2 separate regions of the Homo sapiens genome follow, and region 2 is linked to region 1. The links are chromatin contacts, found by Hi-C or POLR2A ChIA-PET in ENCODE. All regions are on one chromosome and are shown on one strand. The core of a region is the stretch at or near the end of the contact, and the rest is flanking DNA. Distances in the headings are between cores, read along the strand shown.

Region 1 (3,227 bases), core at 586-3,085:
ACCCTCCCGGCTTCCTCTTAGAAGGTGGGAATGGGGCCAGGCGCAGTGGCTCATGCCTGTAATCCTAGCACTTTAGGAGGCTGAGGCGGGCAGATCACCTGAGGTCAGGAGGTGATCTGGCCAACATGGTGAAATTCTGTCTCTACCAAAAATACAAAAATTAGCCGGGCGTGGTGGCGCACACCTGTAGTCCCAGCTACTCAGGAGGCTGAGGCAGGAGAACGGTGTGAACCCGGGAGGTGGAGCTTGCAGTGAGCCAAGATCGCACCACTACACTCTAGCATGGGCGACAGAGCAAGACTCCATCTCAAAAAAAAAAAAAAAAAAGGATGGGAATGATGAACCACACTGCAGGAGCTCCCACATGGCACAAAGGAAAGAATACTCTCAGGACGGGGTCTCCACCTGCCAAGCCCTCCTACTTCGGGGCCTCTCTACACGCCCTTGGCCTTCCAAGGTCTCAGGGCTCCCCTGCAGCTCCCAGGGCCCTTTCTGGGTGTGACGTATTTTCTCTGTGGTCCCACACCTCCTGCCCCTCCAGGAATTGAGCCCTCGTGGGCAGGCACTATCCCCCAGAATAGGGATTTGTCCCATACTGTGAGAGAGTTTTTTGTGTGAATGGTGCTGGATTTCCAGCTGCTGGTGAACACTCAGGTGTGCCAACAGTGCCCTGATTATGCGAGGACAACAGCAACCATCCCCGTCGTGGGCCACCGTGCCAGACCCTGTCCTGCAGATCCCCTCTGAGGCAGAGCTGGGGCAGTGACAGCCTGAGCCTCAGTTTCTCTGCTGTGAAGTGGGCCCACGACAGCTCCTCCTTCATGGGATGACCCCGTTTGGAGGATCAGGGCAAGCGCAATCCTGCTGCCCTGCCCATGCCCACTCACTCCTACCTCCTGTCCCGGTGGCAGCCTGACTGGACAGAGCCTGGGGTCTGAGCTGGCCTTCCTTCCACTGCCCTTCTGGAAATAGAGTGGCCATACTGCCGCAAGCTGACTATGCTGTGGTCAGGATGAACTCCCCTGGCCTCCCAGGGTGGCCGCCACATGCTCTCGACCCCCAGGCCCCCAGATGGGCAAAGTGCTGAGGAATGAACATATGGAGAAACAGAGACCAAACAACCACTTCAATCATACAACAGGTGGGGGCCCGCCTAGCATCTGGCCAGGGCTCTGGGCACTGTGCTGCCCCCAGCCCACCCCCTGCCACAGGTGGCACAGATGGGCCCATGAGTCAGCGCACGTTCATCCCCTTTGTGCCTCCCCCAGCCCCTCCAGCAGTCTGTGCCCTCATAACCCCCATTTCCCAGGCAGGAAAACCTAAGGTCAGGGAGTGGGAAGCCCTGTGTCAGCGTGGCCCGCAATCAGGGGAACCCCGGACTCTCTGACGCTGTTACTAGGGGCGCAGCAGGCGCTGTGCTGGAGCGATCTGCGGTTCCCAGGGCGAACCCCGCCTGGGAAAAACCCAGCGTGGGCGCCAGCGGCAACGCCCGCTCGCTTTCATGCAGTTTGCCTGGTGGCCAGGGAAAGGTCGTTCTTGGCCTCATTTTGTGGATTAAAAGTGTCCGCGACGGAGGTTCAGAGCAAGACGCAGCGCAGGGTCCTCTGGGGCCATCGGCGTCGCGCCCCCTCCCTTGTGGGGCCCCGCGGGACCGTCTCAGGCCCGAGGGGTTGGGGTCGCCCCAAACTGCGCGCTCTCAGCGTACAGCCTCCAGGCCCCGGGCCCGCCCCGGGTGGAGGCGGAGTCTGGGGCAGCAGCTCGCCGCCGGGCGGGCCGGGGGCGGGCCGGGGGCGGGCGCGCAGCTGGAGCCTGCGGCTGAGGCTCGGGCGCGCTCAGGCCCGGATCCTGGCGGCCTGGGCGGCCGCACCATGGACTCGGGAACCGAGGAGTACGAGCTCAACGGCGGCCTGCCTCCGGGCACACCCGGCTCCCCGGACGCCTCGGTAAGACCTTCCCCCCACCGCTGCATGATCTTGCCAGGCCCTGTCCTTTCGGGGCGCCGCGGCTCCCCGGGCACCTGTGTGCGCCGCGTCCGCACTGCAGAGTGTTGGGGGACGTCCCGCTCTAGGCCAAGTCCTTCCCGCCCCATCAGGGTCAGAACGATGCCCCCGGGAGCTCCAGCCACCCCCGGCAAGTGGGCGGGACGAGGGGGCGTGGGGGCGCAGGGCGGGCTGGCGTCCCCAGCCCCACTAAGCAGCGCCCGCGCTTGGCTGCACGGCGGAGGGGGCCTCGGCGCAGCTCCTCGGGCTAAGGACTGCCGGCGCCCGGCTTTCCCGACCTCCCCCCCACTCTCGCGCGGGCCTCTCTAACTTCAGCCTCGCCGTGCCGGCTCCTCCGCGCACTTTGCCCGGAGGCGGGCGGAGGGGAGTCACAGCCTCCGGGCTCCAGACCAGCTGCATGCAGACAGTTACGTCACCCCACGCTGACCACACAATCTGATGCGTGCCTTGATGGGGGAACTTGGGGCCCGCTGTGGTCCCTATTCCACTCACCTGCCTTGAGAAATAGAAACGTCACACAGCCTTCAGTGTATGCCGCCACCGGCCCTCCAGAACTTGCCCTGCCCGGCCTGGGAGGGCTGTGGGCAGGGGGCAGGCCCTGGTAGTGGTCCCGCTTCAGAATTCTTCATCCCAGGACTCAGCACTTACTGAGCACCTTGTGTTTGTTGCAAGGTCCTGGCATGGCCCTCTGGTGACTTGTTTACTTTGAACATTCTTTCCTTTTCTAACCCCCTCAGGGATGGGGGCAGGGAACAGCAGCCTGTTGGGTTTTTCCAGGCCTCTCCATGGCGTGGACCAGACTGGGGCAAAGACACTCTGCCCACTCGCTGGTGAACAGTCCTAGGCCGGTGCTGTGGGGACAGGACATGTTCGGGGAGGCGGGGCCCCATGAGCCACGGGATAGGATGGCCCTGGGGCTGCATGGACACTTGTTCCTAGGTTAGAGAGGAGCTGTCGCACTGCAGGACTTGACCGGTGTGCGGGACCCCAGCGACCTGGCCCTGCCCCAGTGTGTGAGCACTTTGGAGCAATAGGCAGGGGGCTCCTCCGGCTGTGTGTCCTTGGGAAGTTGCCACACCTCGCTGGGCCTTTTAGACATGGTCTTATAAAGAGAGAACAAAGGGTCTCTCCTGCCTTCAGGGAAGTGGGGAAAGCAAGTCAGGTAATAAACAGGTCAGTGGCTTGGAAGCGCCTTGGAAAGGAAGGGATACTGCTCCTCCCCCAACC
Region 2 (3,589 bases), core at 680-3,179, 260 kb after region 1:
AATGGTGATCAGATACGAAGATGGAGGATTCTGACTAAATTGCCTTGCTAGGATTCTTACTAATATTGGGCAATTCACAGACAACACAAAAGCCCAAAAGCCAGGGTTTAGTTGACAAGAGAGTTCAAAGGAGCATGGCTAGAGTCTGGTTATGGAGAGAATTTTTGTCAGCTGACTGGGTCTTCCAGAACTGTGTAGAATAAAAATGATGAGCACAGACATATTTTCCTTCTTCCCAAACTGAACAGGAAAGCATTCAGTCTTTTTCATCTTTTAGTTTGACATTAGCTGTAGATTTTTTTCTAACTTAAAAGTTAGAAAGTTTACCTCTGTTCCTAATTCCTGAAAGTTTTTTTTTCATTATAAATGGGTGTTGAATTTTCTCAAATTCTTTTCCTGCATTGATATAATCATGTAATATGCTTATCTTTAGCTTGCTAATGTGGGGGGTTACACAAATTGATTTTTGAATACCAAAACAGCTTTTTATTCCTGGAATAAATATCACTTGTTCATGGTTTGTAGTTATTTTTATATATTGTTGAATTATTTTTGCTATTATTTGGTTGAGAATTTTTCCATCTATATTCATGAAGAATACTGATTTCTTCTTCTTCTGTCTTTAGCTCTGATATCAGAGTAACACTGGCCTCATGAGTTGGAATATCTTTCTATTGTCTTCTTTCTATTCTTTTTTTATTCTGGAAGAGACTGGATATAATTCGTGTTAACCTTTAAATGTTTGTTAGAATTCTCTGATCTAGCTATCCAGGCCTTAAGATTTCTTTTTCAGATATTTCAAATTATGACTTCAGTTCTAGGGCTATTCAACATAACTATTTCATGTAAGAGAGAATTTGTGCTTTTTCAAGAATTAGTGCATTTCATCTATGTTGTGAAATTTATGTTTGTAGAGTTGTTTGTAGTATTCTCTTTATTCTTTTGATTTCGTCATGGTCTACAGTGGTATCTCCTGTTTCATTCTGGATATTGATATTTTGTGTCTCCTCTACAGATTTGTCAATTTTATTAACATTTACAGAACCAGCTTTTGTTTAATCGGTTTTTCTCTATTTTTCTTTTTACATTTTATTGAGTCATCTTCTTATCCTTATTATTTCCTTTCTTTCACTTGCCTTCGGTTTATTTTGCTCTTCTTTTTCTAGTATGTGAGGGAGCTTGGTTATTGCTTTGAAATTTTTTTCTTTTCTAATGTAAGCCCTTAGTGGTATATACATTTTTCTCTCACCACTGATTTAGCCACATCCCACAAATTTTGATATGTTGTGTTTCACTGTCATTCATTTCAATGTATTTTAAAAATTCATTCACTTTCACTTTCATTCATTTCAATGTATTTTAAAAATTTGAGACTTTCTCTCTGAACAATGGATTATTTAGCATGTGTTTTCACGTGTTTGGAGATTTTCCTTTTATCTTCCTGTTATTGATTTCTAGTTTAATTCTATTGTGTTCAGAGAACAAACTGTATGATTTCAGTTGTTTCAAATTTGCTGAGATTTGTTTTATGACCCAGGTTACTTCATATCTTGCTAAATGTCCCATCGACACGAATAAAATGTGTATTCGGCTGCGTTTGCGGTGTTACATAAATGCTGATTAGTTCCTGTTGATTAACAGTGTTGTTGTGTCCACAGAAGCATTGGAGAAAGACTGTAACCTGAGGTGATAGGCTTTGATTGTGTCCTGGCTTAGTATGATGGGACACACCTCTGCTTGCTTCCTTTCCTTTGGACAACCCTCAGCCTCTCAGTCTCTACATGACCTCAACATGGCCGCCCACAGGCCAGAGTGTCTACATGGGCGCCGCCATACTGGCGCCCAGCCTAAGCCGCTGAAACGGGAGCGTGTTTGGCAAAGCGCCATGTTGATTACTGGCAACCTTCAGGCCATGAAGACTGCTGAGCATGCGCAAACCCAGGCAGCGCTGTAAGAAGTACCTCTAGGCCTGGGAGGCATTGAGAAAAAGGAAGTGGGTCCTGTTCTGGTTCTTGCGACTATAGTCACCTCCCGAGGCAAATGACCACTGTCCTGAGAGGACGTGGGTGAGGGGCAGGTGAGTAGAGGGATGGCAGCATCTGTGGACTGAGCAAGAAGAATCTCTGATGTCTGTCCTGAGCCTTCCGGTCAGTGATGGGGTCGGTCAGTGGATGGAATAGTGGAAGTCGGAGCGATCTCTGATGGTGGATCTGAGGGAGGAGTGAGGGGGCACTGAGGGGTCTCTGGTGGTGGATCTGCAGGCGGAGTGAGGACGGACTGGGGGTCTCTGTCTGGTGGTGGATCTGAGGGCGGAGTGAGGGCGGACTGTGGGGTTGTGGGGGAGGATGACTATGGGAACTAAGGAGGGATCTGAGGAGTGTGAATGATGCACATCTTAATTAGTTTCCTCTCTTTTATACGTACCGATCTGTTTATATTTTCGTTTCTGTTTCATTATAATGATATATTTTGCTAAAGATTTAAAGAATATATTACATAGAATTGCATGTTTCCATTTCCATTTTGTTCTCTTTCATATCCAGACTAGTAGCTCCTTTATCATTACGGTTATTATATTTATATATCATTCATTCTTTCTCTATTTAAAAAGAATCAAGCGTCTGAAAGGTTTATCTGTTTCATTGGACATTTTGAAATGTCCAATAAAATACTCCCTACTCTTTTAATATTAATTTTTTTCTCTTTTTCTTTTTAGGTACTTTCTCTTTTTCCCACTTTTTGATGTAATTTGTTGTTCTTTCCCTTATTTTCTTAAGTTTTATGCGGGATACATTTAGGGTTGTAAAGTTTCTTTAAGTACATCTTTATGAAATGCATAAGTTCATTTTGATGTTTCCCTTTGAATCTTAGTTATTTAGGAGAGTTTATTCATTCCCAAATTATTAAAGTATGTTTTAGCTGTTTTTTATTTTATTGTATTGTCAGAAAATGCAGACTATCAAGTCTCAACTTTTAACAATTTATCAAGATTTTCCTTGAAGCCAAGTTACTCAATGAACTTTGTTCAACAGATATAAAAGAAAAATTATATTTTGTTGTATGGACCAAAATTCTCTTTAATTAAGTCTTGCTTGTTGGTATTTTTCAAATCTTTATCTTTCCTAATTTTGATCTACTTGTTTCATATTCTGGAGGAGATACAATAAAAATCACTTTTAATAGTTCATTTTGCAGTTATATGTGCTTTTTTGCTAATTTTATTTGTGCATCTGAGGGATGGGCATACATACACTTAATGGTTAGTGCATTTTTTATCCTTTTTCATGTATTAAGTGGTATTATTATAGGATCCCTTTTTTCAACCAAAAAGAAAAAAGAAAAACACTTTTTAACATCGAATTCCAAGAAAAACACTTTTTAACATCGAATTCCACGTTGATACTCACATTGCCACCCTTGTTTTTACTTTCATTGCATTTGGATGATGTCTTTGCCCAGAGCTTTATTTTGTATCCTATTTGTCTCTGTGTCAGATTACCTATTTGTTTACAATAGATACTTTTGCTTTTTTCAAATCCAATTTATAGTCTCTGTTGATAGAATTTTACATCTCAGTTTAGTGTGATAA

The links. Hi-C counts contacts between places; a loop is a spot of excess contacts on that map. ChIA-PET counts read pairs that join two places held with the same protein, here RNA polymerase II (POLR2A). Pooled maps may share reads with other maps.
Region 2: a map of Caco-2 shows a loop between it and region 1 (37-fold over the local background). The contact joins the promoter of ZNF484 here to the promoter of NINJ1 in region 1. A Hi-C loop is called at or near these places in 1 of 168 maps with a recorded cell type or tissue (Caco-2), 2 of 37 single-sample maps with no recorded cell type and 12 of 50 pooled maps. POLR2A ChIA-PET finds 5 or more read pairs at or near these places in 1 of 52 experiments (activated naive CD4-positive, alpha-beta T cell).

What each region holds. Positions count from the first base shown.
Region 1 is chr9:93,132,859-93,136,085 of GRCh38, reverse strand. It overlaps NINJ1 (ninjurin 1), which reads left to right and starts at 1,835. Exons shown (of 4, transcript NM_004148.4): 1 at 1,835-1,943. The coding sequence starts at 1,869. It overlaps LOC124902212 (a long non-coding RNA gene), which reads right to left and starts at 3,074. Exons shown (of 3, transcript XR_007061665.1): 1 at 2,493-3,074. RefSeq lists enhancers at 525-1,121, 2,581-2,630 and silencers at 1,091-1,140, 1,641-1,870, 2,041-2,290.
Region 2 is chr9:92,876,378-92,879,966 of GRCh38, reverse strand. ZNF484 (zinc finger protein 484) reads left to right here and starts at 1,929. Exons shown (of 5, transcript NM_031486.4): 1 at 1,929-2,077. RefSeq lists enhancers at 1,686-2,125, 1,639-2,174.